Regions from separate parts of the Homo sapiens genome. Here all the other regions are linked to region 1. A link is a contact called in ENCODE Hi-C or POLR2A ChIA-PET data. All regions are on one chromosome and are shown on one strand. The core of a region is the stretch at or near the end of the contact, and the rest is flanking DNA. Distances in the headings are between cores, read along the strand shown. Region 1 holds the start of SOWAHC (sosondowah ankyrin repeat domain family member C). Region 2 has its middle 42 kb from the start of EDAR. Region 3 holds the start of RANBP2 (RAN binding protein 2).

Region 1 (2,864 bases), core at 280-2,779:
ATACGTCCACTAGAGCTGCCCGAGGCTTTGCGCCCTGGATCCTTGGCTTTGCCTCCGACCCACCCCTCAGCCGAGTGGTGATGGTGGTGATGGTCCCCTCCATCTTCTAGGGCGTGTGAGAGTTTGTAGGTGATGAGATGCGAGGGAAGCACCTTTGAAAGCCTCCAGCGCCCGCCGCCGCTACCCGCGGCGCTTTCCCCGTCACCCTCGTCCAGGGCTCCCACCAGGTTCTTGATCTCCTCGGCGATGCTCCGACTCAGGTACTGGGAGGCCTTTTTCCCACTGTAGTCCCTGATGTCCACATCGGCGTCGTAGGCCCCCACCAGCAGCTTCACCACCTCCACGTGGCCGTGCATGGCTGCCAAGTGCAGGGCGGTGTAACCCCCGCTCGTCCTGGCGTCGATGTTCACCGGCAGCTGGTGTTTGTTGGCGAAGTTGACTAGCATGGCCAGAAGCTCCTGCCTGCCGTGCTTGGCGGCCCAGTGCAGGCAAGTGAAGCCGGTAATGAAGTCCCGCTTGACCAGCAGGCCGGGCTCGCAGGTGAGCAAGCCCTCCAGGCTGTCCCACTTGCCATCGGAGGCAGAGAGCATCCACGCGTGCTCCAGGGGGTCCAGCGTCACGGAGCCTCCGCCGCTGCTCTCCTCCTCCGCGGACGACGAGGCCACCGATGCGCTGTCTGAGTCGCCCCCGCCTCTGCCGCGTCCTCCCCCGGAGGAGCTGCCCGGGCTGCTGCCCCCGGGACACACGCTCCTCTTCAGCTGCGGGGAGCTGCCCATCACCAGGTCACGGAGGTTCTGGCGGGCCGGCCTCTGTGCGGTAGCCCCCACAAGGGAGCTGCCCCTGTCCGCCTCCTCGCAGCCATGTGGCGGGAGCTCCAGGTCCTCGCTGGGCCCCGGGGCTGGAGTCCGCGGTAGGGGCTGCACGTCGCGCCGCGAGTTCTTCCTGCGAGCCCCGGCGCTCAGGGGCGGCCAGTGCGCGGGGGCGGGGGGCTCTCCCTCGCCCAGCTCGCGGCCCTGTCCAGGGAGCGACTCCGGGGCCGCCGCGTCGGGGAGCCGATCGCGCGCCTCGGGCCCGGCAGGGCCGTCGGGGGCCTCGGGCTCGGCGGTCACCTGGATTCGCGGCGGGTCCCCGGAGGGCTCGGACGGCCCTTCACAGAACCTCTTCTTGAGGTGCACGTACTTGGCGCCGTCGGCGGGATCGACGCGCACAGTGGCCACGGCGTTCACCAGCTCCTTGAAGTGCGCGCGGGCGCGGGCGCGCTGCTCCGGTTCGCCGCCTAGGGCGCCCCTGAAGTGCTGCACCAGCTCGGCGTGCAGGGCCCGGCCCCCGCGCTCCGCCAGGAAGCGCAGCACCGCCTCGGGGCCCAGCGCCGCCTCGGGGCCCCACTCTGCCGGCCCCTCCATCCTCGACCGCGCTGCTCCCCCGCCAGCGGGCGGCTCAGCGCGGTCCCATAGCGACGGGCTCCCAGCGGCCGGCTCCCGACGGCGGCGGAGTCTGGCGGGCTCAGCGGGCTGCCAGCCTACGCGTCTGAGGCCAGAGGACTCGGCCACCGCCTCACTGGGCCGCGCCCGGGCGGACACGCCCCCCGCACCCCCGCCCCGCGCCCACGCCACCAGGCCACGCCCACTTCCGCTCCCCGCTGTCTCGGCCACACCTACCTAGGGCGGCCTCGCCTCAAGGCCCGCCCACTTCCGGCCTCGCGAGGGCCGCAATCACTGCTCCGCAGTTCCCGCCTGCATTCCTCGCGCCGTCTTCCTGGAGTCCCAGCTCTCCTTCAGCCCGCCCCAACGCTGACGCTCAGTCCTCAGGCGTCGAGGGTAGCTCCTGTGAGGGGCTCGCTTGGCGCAGGCAAAACGCTCAGCGCGCACCACAGGGCGTCCGCCCCAACCCCGCCCCCGGAGGCCTCCAGCTCGGCCCCGCCCCTGTCCCTTCCCCGTCGCGGAGGCAGCCTAGCCTCGCGCCCCGCCCGTTGCTTCTGCCCTCCGGCCTTCCCGCCGCCGTCGCCGGGACCAGCCGCTCGGGGCCGGGCTGATACAGCCGCTTCACCGTGCCCCTGCCCGCGACCATGGCCTCCTCCGAGGTGGCGCGGCACCTGGTGAGTCCCGCCGACGCCGGGGCCCCAGCCCCGCGCTCCCCGGCCCCCGCGGGACTTCCCGCCCTCGACCCACCGGCCCCCTGGTCCGGCCCGGGATTGTGACCCGCGCCCCCTCCGGCCCCGCCCGCCCAGTGCTCCCCGGCTTCCGCGGCGGCCGGGCGCCTGGGGCGGGAGAGGAGCCTCTGCGGAGCCTGGGCGCGGCCGGACCCCGGTTCGCGGGGCGCGGCGCCAGCGTCGGGACGGTGGGAGAGTTCTTGAACGACTTCCCGGTCTTTGCCAAAAGTTACATCCACAGCGGTGTTTGTGGGTCTCTTACGGCTATAACGGAGTTGAAGGCGCAGTGCGGACTGATTGAATAGCGGTCATCTTTTGCAGCCGTGAGCACTTCCGAGCCTCCCTGCCGCCGGGAGAAAGCCCGGCTCCCCTGGCTTTTCAAAAGCTCTCCCGTTTTATCCGATGGTGTGGTCGTCCAAGTTTTCCTCCATTGGGATTTTAAACCGTTTTTTTCCCGCCTTGACTCTTTTGTACTCTAAAAGAACGCGTTTGTTCACTGTTTTGAACCTTTCCAGTTACTTTTGTAGATTTATCTCGCTTGTTAGTAAGCCAGCGGTTTTCCAAGTGTGGTTACAACTATTTTCGTTAATAGTACCAAGGTCGTGTACATCGAGTTTTCCAAAGGCTACATGGTATGGAGTGATCTCACCGCCGTTTGGAGGCCCGATGCCTGTGTATTCTTAAAAACAAATTCTCCCTTTTAATTTTTGATAGT
Region 2 (2,883 bases), core at 10-2,509, 580 kb after region 1:
GGGGTGGGGAGGGACAAAAAAAATCGCTATGCAGAAGTTCACTCCGGAAAATGCCCTGAAATAAAATCAACAAGATTGATGTGCAGGCAGACAGGTAATAACTTTAGAAGTGAAAGAAATCTCCAAAGATCTATGACATTTTTAACAAAACAGGGGGAAGGTGGGCAGCGCTCAAAACTGCAGAGCGGTAATTACACCCACAGGAAGTCTCTAATGAACTTGAAAACAAAGCTCCGAAGAAAGGGAAAGAAGATAACTGCAGAGTTCTGTTTACGTAACCGTAGGGGGTTTGAACACCAAGAACTTACAGCTCCTGAAACGCGGTGAGGAAATGGGAGGGAGGGCAGCGAGCGTTCAGAGTTTTGGCAAAAGGTCAAAGAGAGTGAACGGATGTGGGGGGAGGGGAAGAAGGTGGCGGGGGGTGGGTGGTAGCGCTCACGGGACAAGAAATTGAGCAAACAGAAAAGCTTAGTTGCTGAAGAAAATACTTAGAGGAAGGAGGGTTCTCTTCGCTGGGGGCAAAGTGGGGCAGCTTTATCCCGCCTGTGGCCCGGAGGTAGGCGTTGGCGCAGGTCTCGCCGGCGCCCGCAGCGCGTCCAGGTTGCCACCGGCAGAGCCCGGCCCACGTGGCCGACGCTGAAGCGGCGCTCTCCGTTCCTCCAGCGGGCGCTTCCCGGCCGAGCTGCAGGGGGTGCACACAGCAGAACTTCACTGCGCCCTCCTCGCCGCACGTGGGGCCAGGCCGTGCGCTAGAGACCCGCGGACTCGGTGCAGCCCGGCGAGGCGGGCAGAGCCGACTGCTGGGTCTGAGCGCGCATCCCCTGCTGCTACTGATTGAAGCCCAGTCCCCGGTGCAACAGTAGTAAGAGGGGGCCTCCAGGGAAGTGATTCCGTCGTAAGGGGAACGGGGCTGATAACCTTATAAGAAGGCTGGAGGAAGCTGTTTCCTCCCTTCCGCTCCTTCTGCAGAGCGTTCCCGTCTCTACCCCACCCCTGCCACATCAGAGCCCCCATCTGTGCTGAGTCAGCCAGCACCCATCAAGAAGCCCCCATCTGTGAGGAACAGGCCCCCCTCACTGCTGACACCTTGATGGTGGACTTCCAGCCTCCAGCACGGTGAAAAGGAAATGGCTATTTATAAATTACTCTCTAAGGTGTTTTGTTGTAGCAGCAGGAATGGACTTAGGGACCCGGAGTTCTTACCATTGCCCAATCACAATACCCTTAGACTCCAGCATCTCCACACATGGCGTCCCCTCGTGGAGCGCTCCGTGTCTTACCATGAGTCAGTGAGACAAAAGGTGCAGATGACACTGATGGTGGTATACATGCACACTGTGTTAGTCTGTGTACTAGTTATGAGTATATATACCAATTATTAAACCATTTTACCAAGAAAATAAAGACTTGGGAGATGTTAAAAAACTGCCAAAGTCGGGTGTGGTGCACCTGTGGTCCCAGCTACTCTGGAGGCCGAGGCAGAAGGACTGCTTGAGCCCAGGAGTTCAAGACCAGCCTGGGCAACATAGTGAGACCTAGAAAACAAACAAACAACAACAACAACAACAAAAACTGTCAAGAGACAGAACCTGGATAAGAAGTGGGTTATATAAACCAAAGTGGTCCAAAAATTCAGATGCCTGAGGGGCCCCAAGCTGGTCCTAGGTACTCAGGAAAGTACAATTCTAGAAGGAGCCTTCTGCTTAACAGCCTGCTGGTCATCCTCAAAGAGGCCACCACTCCCCACTCCTTCTCAGGGAGCCTCATCCCATCAGACAGTGAGGCCCATTCTTTCATTCATTCAGGTCATATTTACTGTCTATCCAGAATGCACCAGGCACTGTGCTAGGTGCTACTATACACATTATCACATTTGGCAGGGTATGGCACACCTCTTCATTTAAAAATAACCTTTCCAATGACATTAACAATGGGCTTTACTTACGTGAAATTCACTTAAAATAGAATTCTAAGGAATTTTACGTAGCATACCATAATTTGGCTAGAGGAGAAGGCTGGGTCTTCAGTGGGAAAATGTTGAAGGTAAAGCACTTGAGCGCATGGCCTGCTGGGGAGAGTGCTGAGCCAGCTGGCTGTGCAGGGGAGGATTGAGGAAAAGGCTGAAAATGAAGGCTGAGGATCAGTTTCATGAGCTCTCGAATCCAGGTTGATTTGAAACTGTTCTTTGCATAGGCAGAACATTCTGAGGTAGCAAACAAAAGTTAGAGTCAAAGAATTCTTTCTAAAGAATGATGTCAAGGAGGCAGTAAATCTAAGACTCACCCACACACTCGAACTGGCACTCAGTAAATGCTTACTGAATGAATGAATCAATCAATCCATCAATACAGAGATAGCAACCAGGATCCTTGTCAAGTCAAGAGGGTTATTAGTATAGTATTTCTTTAAAATAAACAGCCTTATCTGTGAGCAAAATAAGAGGCTGCCCCTGAAGGCTAAGGATGTCTGCATCCATTTGAGAGAAACAGCCTTTCATTGTGCAATGATTAGGCTTAAGTTGCTGGCAAGGCTGGAGACAAGGATAGAGATGAAAGGCTGGATGATGGCTGCCGGGGGGCCCTGTCCTGCAGCTGTTCCAGCCAGGAAAGGAGAGGGGAACAGAGGAGACAGCACAGGCAGCAGGCAGGCATCCCAGGCCGAGGAAGGAGGGAGGGCTCCCCAGGGTCACCCTGCTCTACTTTTGGAGCCTGATGCTGTAAAGTTTGCCCGGCAGGGACACACATGCTGCAGAATCTCCTCTTTCCCCTCATTGAGAGGACCAGGTTTTCCCTTGGAAACGGACAGACACACACTGAGCTGCTGCTTCCCAGGAGGGCTGAGGCACCCTTCAATAACTTCAGGCATCAGTGTCAGCCACATCAT
Region 3 (2,709 bases), core at 143-2,642, 890 kb after region 1:
AGGTATCAACATGTTAGCCAGGCTGGTCACGAACTCCTGACCTCAGGCAATCCGCCCTCCTCGGCCTCCCAAAGTGGTGGGATTACAGGCGTGAGCCACTGCGCCCCGCCAATATCCTTTTAACATCAACAATAAAAAGTGACTTGTAGCTAACATTTAGTGCTATGTGTCAAGCAATACCCTAAATGTTTAAAATGGATCATCCTATCAAATTCTATTAATGTTACAACTCCATCTATGGATGAAAAGTGTAACTGGCCCCAAATACCCAGCTTATAAACGACAGTGCTGTGATTATTCAAGCCAAAGCAAACTGACTCAAGATTCTGCGCACATCCACCTTTAATAGCTTCTTCCGTCACTCTTTAGATCCAATTACTAAAGTCTTATTGAATCCAAAATAGATCACATTATTTACATGTAAAGAGGAAAAATACCCTTAAAACATTTGTGGAAAAGGTTAAAAATTGCAAGCCATACTAACGATTTGTAAGAACTTTAGAATTTTTTTTTTTTAAGCAAAGGCAGCTACCAAAGTGTTCCGGGCGGGGAGGGGGGCGAGGGAGGTGAGTATGAGGAGCGGAGTGGAGCTGGACCCTTACAAAGGGACAGCGACAAACACCTCATACTCAAAACAAGGGGACTTTCAGTGTCATTTGCGCCGTCGGGCCATTGCAAATGTCCGCGCTGAGATGCCTACCTTGTCACTCGACGCAGCCGCCAAAGCTCACCCGGAGCTGCGTCAGTCCCCACTGGGTTCCTCCAGGCCAAGGAGGTACGACCTCCGCCGCAGCATATAAAGTATATGTCCAGGAGATGGGAAGAAACCCGCCGATACAGCACCCGGGTGCCCAAGCCCCCGAGAACTAGGCCGCGCGGGTACTACGGGGTGCGCGATCGGCCAGAAAGCCCGGGCCAGGGCGGCCCCAGGAGCGAGCACCGTCGGGAACAAGCGTCGGGAACAAGCCGGGAGAAAGAGGAAGCGCCGGCGCCAAAGGTCTCCCGCCCACCGCTGTCCCCCCAGGACTCTTCATGCGCTTGCAAGCGCCACGCCGCCCACAGGACTGCGCCAGCCGGCCGGCGCCTCAACAGAGCGCGCCAGGGAGCAGCGCCCGTCGGGAGCCATGACGCCTGAGCAGCGCGAGGCCGCCGCCCGGCCAGGTCGAGGCCGTCGGTCTCTTCGAGACCCACTCACCTGTCGAGGCGACGGGGTGGAGCCCTGCACCGAGGCGATGTACCGCTCCACGTCAGCCTTGCTGCGCCTCATCGCGCCGCCAACCTGGCTCCCGAGGCGCGTGAGACCAGCGCTCAGGCCCGCAGCAGTCGCCACTTCCAAGAGGAAAGCGCCTGCAAACCAGTGACGCAGCGCCGTAGCCGGCGGAGGACCACTGTGACGAACTTGCGGCGCAGCCGGCGGAGGACCACTGTGACGAACTTGCGTACTGCGTCAGCAGTGTGCGCCACGTTGGCGACGTCGGCGCTCGAGCTGCACTCGGCCAGGCTCTTGGCAGCGCCGCGTGCTCTGAGGGTGTCTTGGCAAGCCGGGATCAGATTTCGGCCGCCAGTGTCCACAGCCTAGGGCGTAGATTTCCAGCAGATAACAATTTGCGTGATGGGCTCTTAAGCGTTTTGGTCACTTGTTCTAAATTATAAGTGCGCAATGCATTGGAAGAAAAAAAGCACTCAGGCCAATTTGGTGAACGTGTAAATTGGAACAAAGTTTCTGGAGATGACTGGTTAAATACGTTGCATCGGACATGTGTGAATACTAAAGCATACATTTTTAAATTCATATCTTATTAAATGAGGGCCAGGCGTGGTGGCTCACGCCTGTAATCCCAGCACTTTGAGAGGCCACGGCGGGCGGATCATGAGGTCAGGAAATCGAGACCATCCTGGCTAGCACAGGGAAACCCCATCTCTACCAAAAATACAAAAAATTAGCCGGCCGTGGTGTCGGACGCCTGTAGTCCCAGCTACTCCGGAGGCTAAGGCAGGAGAATCGCTTGAACCCGGGAGGCGGAGGTTGCAGTGAGCCGAGATTGCGCCGTCTGGGCGACAGAGGGAGACTCCGTCTGAATTTAAAAAAAAAAAAAAAGGGAGATTTAGAACTGCATAATGAAAAAGACCACAAATATTAAGTTTTGGACAATTACAATTTTTTAAACAGTCATCTCGGCGGGGGATTGGTTCCAGAACCACCGTCTTATGCCAAAATCCACGCATTCCGCCGGGCGCTGTGGTTCACGCCTGTAATCCCAGCACTTTGGGAGGCCGAGGCGGGCGGATCACCTGAGGTCAGGAGTTCGAAACCAGCCTGGCCAACATGGCGAAAGCCCATCTCTACTAAAAATACAAAAAATTACCTGGGCGTGGAGGTGGGCCCCTATAATCCCAGCTACTCGGGAGGCTGAGGCACGAGAATCGCTTGAAACTGAGAGGCGAGGGTTACAGTGAGCTGAGATCGCGCCACTGCACTCAAGCCTGGGCGAGAGTAAGACTTCCTAAAAAAAAAAAGAAGAAGAAGAAGTCCGCGCATTCTCAAATCCCGCAGTCAGTCCTGCGGGTGGAACACTTAGAGGAAAAGTCAGACCTCTCTATATGCAGGCCCCTCCAATACTGTATTTTCTGTCGGCTTATAAGCGGGCCCAGGCAGTTCAAACCCATGTTATTCAAGGGTCAACTGTGTATATAGGAATAGCCATTCGC

Evidence for each region. Hi-C counts contacts between places; a loop is a spot of excess contacts on that map. ChIA-PET counts read pairs that join two places held with the same protein, here RNA polymerase II (POLR2A). Pooled maps may share reads with other maps.
Region 2: a loop to region 1 is called in a map of naive thymus-derived CD4-positive, alpha-beta T cell, with 5 times the contacts of the local background. The contact joins the enhancer-like site here to the promoter of SOWAHC in region 1. A Hi-C loop is called at or near these places in 1 of 168 maps with a recorded cell type or tissue (naive thymus-derived CD4-positive, alpha-beta T cell) and 7 of 50 pooled maps. POLR2A ChIA-PET finds 5 or more read pairs at or near these places in 3 of 52 experiments (A549, CD4-positive, alpha-beta T cell and WTC11).
Region 3: a map of CD4-positive, alpha-beta T cell shows a loop between it and region 1 (4-fold over the local background). The contact joins the promoter of RANBP2 here to the promoter of SOWAHC in region 1. A Hi-C loop is called at or near these places in 1 of 168 maps with a recorded cell type or tissue (CD4-positive, alpha-beta T cell) and 8 of 50 pooled maps. POLR2A ChIA-PET finds 5 or more read pairs at or near these places in 1 of 52 experiments (GM10248).

Annotation. Positions count from the first base shown.
Region 1 is chr2:109,613,029-109,615,892 of GRCh38, reverse strand. It overlaps SOWAHC (sosondowah ankyrin repeat domain family member C), which reads right to left and starts at 1,529. Exons shown (of 1, transcript NM_023016.4): 1 at 1-1,529. The coding sequence starts at 1,403. SEPTIN10 (septin 10) reads left to right here and starts at 1,927. Exons shown (of 11, transcript NM_144710.5): 1 at 1,927-2,095. The coding sequence starts at 2,066. It also overlaps a transcript of RANBP2 not described here. RefSeq lists silencers at 1,476-1,645, 1,906-2,155, 2,186-2,275 and an enhancer at 2,128-2,864.
Region 2 is chr2:109,029,432-109,032,314 of GRCh38, reverse strand. It overlaps a transcript of RANBP2 not described here. Among named protein-coding and RNA genes, the nearest start is that of EDAR, 42 kb to the right of the region's middle. Within about 2 kb of position 1,259, at least 9 of the 41 ENCODE cell types and tissues checked have a DNase peak (open chromatin) inside an H3K27ac peak, as active enhancers do; they include CD4-positive, alpha-beta T cell, where a contact is called at or near this core.
Region 3 is chr2:108,718,165-108,720,873 of GRCh38, reverse strand. It overlaps RANBP2 (RAN binding protein 2), which reads right to left and starts at 1,392. Exons shown (of 29, transcript NM_006267.5): 1 at 1,196-1,392. The coding sequence starts at 1,267. RefSeq lists enhancers at 1,166-1,225, 1,306-1,495, 589-1,518, 1,519-2,449.